Linked DNA regions of Homo sapiens: region 1 is linked to region 2. A link is a contact called in ENCODE Hi-C or POLR2A ChIA-PET data. All regions are on one chromosome and are shown on one strand. Each heading gives the region's core, a stretch centred on a gene start or an enhancer-like site at or near the end of the contact. The rest is flanking DNA. Distances are from core to core; before and after follow the strand shown.

Region 1 (5,647 bases), core at 1,724-4,223, 790 kb before region 2:
CACTTAGGTGATAATAACATTAACATAGTATCCTGTCCCTCCAGGAGTTTACTGTTTGGTGGGGATAAATGACATGCTAACAGCTAATTTACATTCACCCTAAATCAAATCCTCCTCTTGTGTTCTCTTTCTTGATGGTTGGAACCAACACTACCCATTTACAACCCCAGAAGCCTTCCTCCCTCTTCTTTCATCAATTCCCCCATACCCTGAACCAATCAGTCACCAAGTATACTAACTTTGCCTCTAAAGTATGTCTCAAATGCATCACTCTTCTCCACCTTAGTTGTCACAAGCCCAGCTCAGGATACCCTCATCCCTCCTCTGGACCATAACCTCCTAGCCACTGAAGCATCTGTCTCAAATGCCAATCTGACCCTGTCAATTCCCTCAGTCCCCATGGGGAACTGTCCATAGGAAGCGTCCACTATTCTGAACATTACAAACAAGGGCCCTGATAATCTGACCCTGTCCACCTCCAGGCTTAGCTCCTGCTGCCCCCATCCTTTTCCTTCTACTCCAGCAACATGGCCCCCTTCTCCTGGCTGCTTCTAGTCACTGCTTAGGAACCCCCTGCCCCAGCCCCGAAAACACACAAATATACTGGTATCTTGTCGCTGTGTTTCTATGGCAACCTGTGCCCTTCTCTCACTGTGTGTCTCTCCCACCAGTCTGTCTCTCCCACCAGTCTGACAGTTCCTTGAAGGCAAGAACCAAGCCTTGTTCATGCCTGTGTCTCAGTGCTTAGCACACAGTAGGAGCACAACATGTGTCAGGCACTGTTTTAAGCACTTTTCACACATCACCTCATGACACTCTATAAGGAAGCTGTTATTACGGTGTCTATTTCACAGTTGAGGATAGTGAGAGATGAAGCGGCTTGCCTGAGATGCAACAGTCAGGAAGCAGCAGAACTCAAGCAATCAGACTCCAAGGATGGTCTTCAACACCATGCTCACCTACCCCTCAATTTACATGTGCTTGTTGAATGAATGAACGATGACACGTTTTCACCTCCCCAGCTAAGTAAATTAAACAGTTCTCTCCCAATAAACATTAGCAATCACTAGTATTGGACACTGCTTCCTTTCCCCACATCTGCCTTCCATCATTCGCTCCTCCAGGGATTTTGGCTTTCACCCCTCTCTTCTCTCCCCTCCTGAAACCCATTCAGCCCCTCATCATGTCTAGGTGTTTAGTCTTGTTTTCCTTTTGAAACATCTGTCAGATTCACTCCTTCTCTGTTCTCAATCGCTGTCATCCTGGTCTGGACCTCATCCCTTCAGGCCACATGACTTTAGCAGCGTCCTTACTGGTTTTCCTGACTTCAGTAACTTAGTCCTTTGGGATCTTGAGGTTTACACACATTTTTATTTAACCATCACAACAACCCATGAACTAGCTATTATTATTTATGTTTTATAGATGAGGAACTGAATGATAGAGCCAAGGTTTAAACGGGGTTTGTGTTGCTCCAAGGACTGTGCCAGCTCCAGACTGGTGACCTTGGGCAAGTCACTTAACCTCCGAGTCTCAGATTTCTCATTTATAAAATGGGCATGATAGCAGTAATTATCACATTGTAAGAGCAACTGAGATAACACTTAACATCCTGCCTGACACACACACACAGTAAGTGCTCAATGATTTTCAGCAATCAAAGTCCACAATCCCCATCCACAAATTTCATAGCATATCTAGCATATGAGTTGGTTAATGGTTCTGGGCAAAATGTTTTCTCGAATAGCTCTTGAACCACAGTGAGAGGAAGTTGTCATACCTGGCCCCTTCTTTATTCCTCGAAGGTGTGCTCTCCTGGGAAGCACCATATGCTGTATGAAAAATTACTTTACATGGTTATTTGCAGAATGTACAGCAACAGAAAGTACACCCCATCTGGTGGAAAGTGCACAGAATCTGCAGTTCTGCCCTGTCCAGGCTGTGTGACTACAGGAAGTCTTCAAGCCTCTCTGAACTTATTTTCTTATCTACAAAATGAGAAAAATGGATGGTGTGGTGGCTCACGCCCATAATCCCACCACTTTGGGAGGCAGAGGCAGGAGGATCATGTGAGCTCAGGTGTTCAAGGCCAGCCTAGGAAATATACTGAGAGCCCCATCTCTATAAAAAATTTAAAAATTAGCCGGGCGTGGTGGCGCTCACCTGTAGTCCCAGCTACTCGGGAGGCTGAGGCCGGAGGATCGCTTGAGCCCAGGAGGTCAAGGGTGCAGTGAGCTGTGATTGTGCCACTACACTCCAGCCAGGGTGACAGAGAGAGACCCTGCCCCCCAAAAAGGGGGAGGGGGGAATAATACTTTCCCCCAAAGGATACTGAGATGATGCATACACAACCTTTAGCACACTGTCCAACACAAAGCAAGACCTACTTAAAGGATCTGTGTAACATTATAATCAGATACTATGCTTCATTTTAAGTCGAGGACCAGATAGATTTATAAATTACATACTGTCAAAATTAAGTATTAAAAGTAGAGGAAAGGTAAGAGGATTTTGCAAATCAGGTACAACTACAGCTTATCCTGAAAAGCCGACTGCCTAGTTCTGAGGGAACAAGCCACTCCTCACCCTCAAGCTTGAGGAGAGGGCTGTAGAAGCCCGCCCACCTCCACCGCCCCGAGGGCTCCGCCTCCAGGGCCGAGGGACGCAGGCGTAAGCCCCGCCCACTGGGGGGGGGGGGAGAGAGAGAGAGAGAGAGAGAGAGAGAGAGAGAGAGAGAGGAGAGAGAGGAGAGAGAGGAGAGAGAGGAGAGAGAGGAGAGAGAGGAGAGAGAGGAGAGAGAGAGAGAGAGAGAGATATATGCCCTGGTCACGTGAGCGGGGTGCGGAAGTCGTGTTTCAGGCGGCGTTCGTGATTGGCCGCGGCCGAGGGTCCCGGGGGTGGGGTCAGGCCCTCCGACGCTTCGGGAGGAGCCGGGACTGGAGGCTGCCGAGGGGGCCGGCGCCCGAGTCCGGGATTCGGCCAGTGGTGCTGAGCGAGTGCTGGACCAGCGGCCGTCCTGTGCACCTGGCCTGTGCGCGTGCCCGCTGCTCGGCTTCACCCAGACTAAGGCGCGGGCAGCTGCGGGAACAGGCGGGGTGGGCGGAGGGAGACCGGGAGGCACGGGCGCCCTGTGCGCGGAGGAGGTGAAGGCGGCCGGGGCCGGGACGCCATGTCCATGGAGGACCCCTTCTTTGTGGTGAAAGGGTGAGTGTCGGCCGAGCGCTCCACCGGAGGAAGAGGTGGCGGTGCTGCCTGCCCGCACCTCCTAGGTCTTCTCGCAGTGGGGGGAGGGGAGGCAAGTTGGAGCTGGGGAGGGGGAACAGTGGAGACGGCTTAGTCTTGAGGGCCATGACCAAGCGTCAAGAGACGTTCCCTCCATCCCTACCTGGACCGTGAAGCCACTGTCCCCAGCCAAGCCCCTGGTGGTGGGGGGCCCTTTTTGGCCTGTGTGCTGCGGTACAATTTATTTGGGGGCCGAGGGGCTCAGCAGCTCTGCAGGTGGGGAAGGAGACACGCGGGTCCTGGCGCACACTGGCCGTCTAGTCGAGCATGGGATCTTGCTTCGAAGGAGCGAAAACAGCATCTGGGCAGGAAAAGGGAAATGGCCCTCCTGAGCTTTGTAGTTCGCGTTGACGGGGGTGAGCTCCATTGTCCATTGAGTTTGGAGCGCTTGTCCGCAGACTGGCGAGACCACAACAAGCCCAGAGGCGTCTGAGCACGTTTGCTGGGAGGGAGGCGGGGGCGGGGGCCGTTCTGGGAGGCTGGGGAGCAGGGCACCGGAAGACAATTCAATGGGGGAGTTTTTACTGAGTAATGTGAGGAGAGGAAAGCAGTCGTTCATACTCAGTGATGATTTGGAAGGAAAACAAAATGAAACAAGCCAAACCAAACTTTCCTCAGCTTTCTATTAGCAACCGGAATTTTCTCACAGTGCTAAAGGAAATGAGTGTTGCTTGTTAACTCCTTGATTTCATCCAGGTTGTTTGACAGGTTTCTCCTATTTCTTCTGCCTTTCAGAATAGAAAGGACTGCCTTCTGTTCCCTTACAAGCTATCCTAGCTCATCTTTGATTGCTCGATTGTTTCTTTGGAGATAGAGTCTTCAACTGCACTTTGTAATATCCACTTCGTAGCCATTAAACACATGCAAGAAGATCAATTCTGATGTAACTTTTAGTTTCTTATTAGAAACTTGTCAGTTTTCTGTTTTAAATGTCAAACATGAAAAATCTGAAAACTGCAAAGTTCCCAGGTCAGTACTGATCACCACAGAATGTCCCTTGCTTTTTACTAGTTGCTGCTAGCTTCCTATTTCTGTAGTGGTGCAAGCTGGCCGTTGTATAGTCAAGTGTTGTAGAAAATTTAAATGGTATTTTAGGTGAAATACTTTATCGATTATGCAGTAAAATACATTTATACTACTTCTTAATATTTCCCTGGAAAGTTTTTTTTCTTCACCTTACTCTAATTTAGATGGGAAAATGCTGAGTTGTAAATTTACTGGTAATATGTGTATCCCTACCTAGAAAATGTGATATTTATTAGAAGGATTGATTTAGGGGTTAATTTTTAAAATAGATGTTTTTTCCTTGATTGAAAGTTCTTAATGCTTAGGTTGGCAAAGGTTATCTCTGGCGGTAGAGATCAGAGATGATCAGAAATTTTTTGTTTGACTTTTTATGGAATTTGTCAAAAGCCTAAATTCTTCTGTCTTGGCATTTTTTTTTCTTGATGGTATCCTATACAGTCTACTAATGCTTGCTCACTGATTAAATATCACTACTTTATCGGAACATTGGCTTGGAGGGAGTTTTGATTGATTTTTACATCATTTTAGCTCCTATCTTTAAGGTTCTTGAAGGAAAAGAGATTCTCAGTTCCTTCTGCTGTGGAAAGGTAAAGTCACCCATGAAGGTGTATCCAGATTTTTGGGGAGTCATGTACCTGTGTTTATTAAAAGTATCAAAAATGCATTACACAGCATGCAAAAATTAAAGGTGCCTAAATTATGGCCCTTAGCCTAGGAGCTTCTGGTCTAATCTGAGAAACAAATTACCCCAAAATTAAATAGAAATGACAGGTGGCAAATGAATGAGTGTTGAAGTGAATGCTACAGATAAGTGCCTCAGGAGTTCAGAGAAAGGTAACTCCTTGGGAATTGTTAGGATTAGGAGAGCTTTTGGAGGCAGTAGTGTATCTTGAATTAGGTTTTGAAGATGGGCAGAATTTAGATAATCAGGCCTGTCTCTCTTACCTGGATGCTTATCAGAGTCTTTTTAATTGTTCTTCCTGCTTCTGGTCTCATTTCCTCTTTCAGCTGTCCTGGGATCTATTGGATCATTGCTGTCCAATAGAAGTATAATGCCAGCCATGTATGTCATTTTACATTTTCTAGTAGCCGCAGTAAAATATAAAGGAACAGGTGAAATTAATTCTAATGTAATCTCTAATACATTCAAAATATTCAACATGTGATTAAAGATTATTGATGAGATATTTTACTTTTGTACTAAGTCTTCTAAATCTGATACATATTTTACACTTACTGCACATTTAAATTTGGACATTAAATTTTCATCAGAAATAATTGATCTGTATTTAAAGTTCATTAAATACATTTTTTTTTTTTGAGACAGAGTCTTGTTCTG
Region 2 (5,137 bases), core at 1,574-4,073:
AATGCCCCTAGAGGGGAGGGCACTAGAGGCACCGAGCTTGGGGACACCTAGACCTGCGTCCCCAAGTGCTCCATTCGTGGTGACTCCATGTGATGAAGAGGCAAACATGTCTGTGTTGAGAGGGAAACCCTTCTAGTTGGCGACTGGAGGGACCCCTGTGGGAGAGCGTTTCTTTTGTCTCCCCTCCTCTAGGGTTTAAGAGCCTACTGTCCCGGAAGGCCCAAGGGTGTGCCCCACAACCCCTCGAGCTTCCCCCCTTCTTAGGCCACTGGGCCCAGTCCCAAGAAAACTAATAGTTGTGTATATGTGGGTGATGGGGACCTATCCCGCGGTCCCAGCACCAACAGCCTAACAGCCAGAGGCCAGATGTGCTGCAAGGGAGGCTACAATCCATTCACATTCCAAGAGGAAATAAAAGCTGGATCCAGAAGTCTTCAGGGAGTGGGCCCCTCAATTTTGGCCGATGCCTCCTCCAACCAAGGTCACGAAACTCGGACAAAGGGAGGACTGACCACCCCCTCTAGATTAGACATTGCCTCCCTGGGCCACCCTGGGGGGGTGGGTGTGGAAGTTCCTTTGTACACCTCAAGTTTTCCACAGTGTGAACCTAGACTCAGCCTTGGCAAACTGTAGCTCTGAAGGTGAGTTCTGGGCATTTTAGCAAAGCGACTCCCTGACGTCGAACATCAAAGTTGTCTCTGAACAGGGAAGGCAAAAAGTGAGACAATCAGAGTGTCACTCATCACAAGAAAGGCCGTCAGAGCAGAGACCATCGTCCTTCATTGGGGTCCCAACAGACAGGTCACCTACGGACCACAGCCATGAAAGCACAGACGTACTGGGTACCAAGGACACTAGTAACACACACACACCCTTCCCCCACTCATGCAGTCTCCTCACTCGCGCAGAGCTACAAGCAGCTTAAGGACTCGGTGCACCTTTGCAGGGTTTCTGTTTCCGTCTTTGCAGGGGCTGAGAACCCACTCTGTCCCTGCCTGTGTGCGGGGTGTGGGGCGTAGTGAATCTCCAATGCCTTCTATGAAAACATCTTAGCGGTAAACTCCCCAAGGCTCAACACAGACGTGGAACTGATTGCCGGCAGTTGACACGAAAACACTCAAAGAATAACTGTAGAATACAGCCAAGAAACAATCTAAATAGGCTTGGATGAAGCTATTCTTTTCTAGTCCCTTCTCAAAAACTTCCCAGGGAAGCCTACGGTACGCCTGCCCTCCGAAGGATCGCCGGACAGAAACCCTGCCATGGAAACCCGAGGCGCAGGAGGGCGCGCTCGTGCGCCCTAGTTTGTAGGTAGTCACCATCCCTGGATGAGCCGGCCCTTACTTAAAGTAAACCCCGAAGATGTAGCTACCGCACCACTAAAGAAGTCGCAGGCGGAAGTACAACCCCTTGGCAAGCGGAGCGAGGAACTCCTTGGTCTCTCCAGGGTGCCCGGGGCGCCCTGCTGAGCGTGCAAGCCACAGGGGCAGGACTCTCCCGGCGCTTGTCGCGCGCGCGCGCGCGCGCGCGCGACGACTGGGCACCTGTTCTGGCCTCTGCACAGATTCCCTCTCGGGGACTCTCGCTCAGGAGTGAAGCACAGAGACGGATTCCCTTCGGGAAAATCTCTGCGCGCGCACACCCATACACACAGAGAGAGACTTGGGGATAAACACGCCGCGAGCTCCGGCTGTCTCGCTAATTTCGGGCGCGGGAAGAAAGCGGGCGGGCAGGCTAGCAAAGCTCCCACACACCCCCGTCTCTACCCCTCCAAACCCGAGCCACCCTGAGCACCTGCCCTCGCGTGCGCAAAGGCTGAACCCGGAATTCACAACTTGCGGTCGCTTCTCCCTCCCCTGCATTCCTAGGCTAGCTGGAATGCGCGAGCAGATTCCCTCACAAGGAGCAGTCAGTTTCCCGCGGCGCACGCGGCGGGCGCCGCGGGCAGTAGCGGCTGGGGACTCACCCGGCACGCACGCCCGGGGCGCGGGCCGCAGGGACTAAGAGTGTGGCCGGGGCTTCTCCGCCGCCAGCCCCAGGGGCGAGAGACGCGCTCTCCAACTTCCCGCCAGCTGGGGTGAAGTTGCACTAGCGGTCCTGCAAGCGCTGACCGTCACGCCGGCGAAAGAAGATTTGTGGGGACCACCCTCGCCCTCAGGCCTGGCCTACAGCTCGTACCCCTGGGTGTCCCCAAACAGCACTCTCCCCAGCGTTCCAAGAAAAGCCTTGGGCTGGAGATGCGGGGTTCGGTACTCGGCTCGCCTCAAGCATGATCCAGGAGGCGTTCACATTCGGCCCCAAACAGCCAAGAGCCTGGCCCCCTCAAACGCACTCTGGCTGGTGCCCCTGCCCTGTGACCGCCTCTGCGCCCCGGCCGCCAGCCCCTCCCGGCCCCTGAGCGGCGTCCGGCCCGCCCCGCAGCGGCTGAGGCTGCTAGCTGTCTTGTTAGAATTAAATCAGCGAGAAAGGGGGGTGTCTTACGTTGCATCGGCACACCTAGCATCTCCGGGAGCCCCTTGACAGCCCCTTCCGCGGGGACAGTCGCACTCTGCATCATCTCGGAGCGAAAGCCAGCGAGTCGCAGTCTACGGAGATCTCTCGCTCTCTCGCTCTAGCTCGATTCAGAAATTTCAAAATAATAATTAAAACCCCAAGCAGGCCGCTGGAGTCACGGTGGAAGCCGGGCCCTCCGCTTCTCAGGGAGGACTCCACAGGCTGGCCGGCCCCCTCCCCCCGCCAGTCCCCAGTCTGTTTCCAGTCCCTTTGATCTCGCTCTCCGGGGTTGGTGCACATCCCAGGTTGAGACGCTGTTGCTGCAGCTCTGGCTTTTTTCCTCTTCCCTCCCCCGCCCGCTCCTTCCCCCTCCCCCTCCACCCTTCGCGTGCCGGCCGCCCGGGAGGCCGCGGTCACCCGGGCGTTTTGATTCATTCACACTGCAGGAGCGGCCGTGACGTCGCTTTCCGCAGGGAGGCCCGCCCTTCGGCACATCCCCCAACCCGGCGGCGGGCAGCCGACCCCGGAGGGAGTGGGGGTCCCGGCGCCCCGAGTGAGGCCGGCGGGGCGGAGGGGGGCGGGGCGGCAGGGAGCGGGGCGGGGCCTCGCAAGCCGGCACCCCCCCCCCCTCCCCGCCTCCGCCTCCGCCTCCGCCCAGCCGTGGCGGGCTCGCGCCCTGGGTATAAATTCTGCTGATGGCCTGCCGCGGCAGCAGGTGGTCGGAGACGGCGGCGCCCTGGGTTTGCGGGTCTTCGTGGGTTCCAAGCCCGCGCGGCTCGTGTCCTCCTCACTCCTCCGTTCGGACCCAGGGGCGGGGCGGAGCCGAGCCGGGGCCGAGCGGGGCAGGCGGTCCGGAGGCCGGGGACGGGGCTGCGTCGCTGTGTCTTCGCCTTGCGCGCTCTCGGTCCCCGGCTTCGCTCCGCCGGACGGAGCGCGCTCCGTAACCGATGACTCCATCTATCTTCCTCCTCCTCTTTCCCCTGGCCAATTCCTTTCCTGCCGGCACTTCCCAGCCCCTGCTCTCTCTCCCCCGCGTCTGGCTGAGGCTGGGCCAAGGGACAGCCCGTACTCGGCCCGGAACGCGCGAGTCACGCGGCGGGCGGCGCCGGCCCGGGCTGGGGAAGGGGACCAGGGGCTGTGCGCGGAGGTGGCGGGACGCAGGCCCCCCGCGCGCGTCCCCGCAGACCGCGGCCTGCAGCCGGAGTCCGCACTTGCCTCCAGTTCCGCAGGGTAGGGGGCCCAAACCTCCCCGCGGCGGGGCCTCCCCGGCCGCCCTGCCACCAGTCGTCCAGCTCGGCCCTGTCTTAGGTCCCTAGAGCCCGCTCTGCCTCTCCGGCTGCCACCGCGGGTGCTTTGAACCATCCGCGACCTCGTGCGTGCAGGGCGGCAGTGAGCACACGGACGCCGGGGTTAACCAGCGAAAGGGCTTGCCATGCTTACTGTATTTACGAGATGCATGGACAGGTAGAGAAACGCTTAAAACAAATTCTCCTCAACGCGAGTTTCTGGCAGAAATACAACAGAAGGCCCAACGCTGGGACGAGGTCTCCTCTGACGCTCCATCAGGCGCTCGACGCCTCCGGGCTGCAGGCGCGGGAAGCCCACCCCGTCTGCCCCAAGACCCAGCCGCTCTCCTGCCCCCAGCCCCCACGGCATTTCCTTCCAGAAATGCAGACATACGTGTCCTTCCAGCCTAGTGGGGTTCAGCTTAGGCGGGAAGGGGGACTGTGTGCCCTCCCCAGCCTTCCAGAACCTTCCCTGCTGTTTCCCCTGGTGTCATCTCCAAACAAGGGACACCTGCTCACCTTTAAGGGAGGAGCATGGGGCGGGGGAGAATGGCCTGGTCGTCTGCGCTGCTTAGAATTTGTCTCCAATGAGGTCACAGTGACTTTTGTGTGTCCTGGTACTGGGTTGGCATCATCTCTTCCCTTGTTTACCTGCGAGGTGACTCCGCGCGCGAGACAATATACACAAGAAGAAAAAAGCAAAAGAACCCAGTGACATTTTTAGTGTTTACCAAAATGTGTTCTATAGAAATATAACTAGTAAGCAAACACGGGGAAACGCCAGCCTCATTTGCAGTGAAAAACACGCAAGACAAAACAACACGTGCACAGCTTTTTCTGTTTGTGAGATGCCCGACGCGCGGGAGGGGCATCCTAGAGTTCAGGACTGGCGAAAGGGGCTTGGACACTCACCAATACTGCTGGGTGCTTATAAACTCTTAACATCCGTTTGGAAAGAAATTTGGCAATATGTATCAAACTCATAAATTTTTCATACCCTTTAGTTTATGTAGTACTTTTGAATGTCTGTTCCACGGAAATAATCTAGAATTTTTTATAAAAGTTTCATGCGTGAAAATGTTTATTACAGTATTATGTTTTGGAGAAAAATAACCTAAATAGCCAACAAAAGAAAAGTGGCTTAGGGAAGTAGATTAAATTGTTTGGTAGTATGTTATGGAATCATGGAAACCAATTATGAAACCCAATAACATGGGGATGCTTGTGAAATACTATTTTTTTTAAAAGCACAATGCAATAGCATAGGATTATAAATATGTAAAAATCTTAGTCAAATGTAAGGGCAATGATAATACCCATTGTTGGTTAGGCTGTGGGGAAATTAGAAAACAATTTCC

The links. A loop is a pair of places that touch in the nucleus more often than their neighbours do. ChIA-PET counts read pairs that join two places held with the same protein, here RNA polymerase II (POLR2A). Pooled maps may share reads with other maps.
Region 1: a pooled map shows a loop between it and region 2 (3-fold over the local background). The contact joins the promoter of STX6 here to the promoter of LHX4 in region 2. A Hi-C loop is called at or near these places in 2 of 50 pooled maps. POLR2A ChIA-PET finds 5 or more read pairs at or near these places in 3 of 52 experiments (H1, WTC11 and activated naive CD4-positive, alpha-beta T cell).

Annotation. Positions count from the first base shown.
Region 1 is chr1:181,020,196-181,025,842 of GRCh38, reverse strand. It overlaps STX6 (syntaxin 6), which reads left to right and starts at 2,973. Exons shown (of 8, transcript NM_005819.6): 1 at 2,973-3,204. The coding sequence starts at 3,170. RefSeq lists silencers at 2,692-2,791, 2,912-3,041 and an enhancer at 2,450-3,233.
Region 2 is chr1:180,227,950-180,233,086 of GRCh38, reverse strand. It overlaps LHX4 (LIM homeobox 4), which reads right to left and starts at 2,823. Exons shown (of 6, transcript NM_033343.4): 1 at 2,482-2,823. The coding sequence starts at 2,557. RefSeq lists a silencer at 3,253-3,382.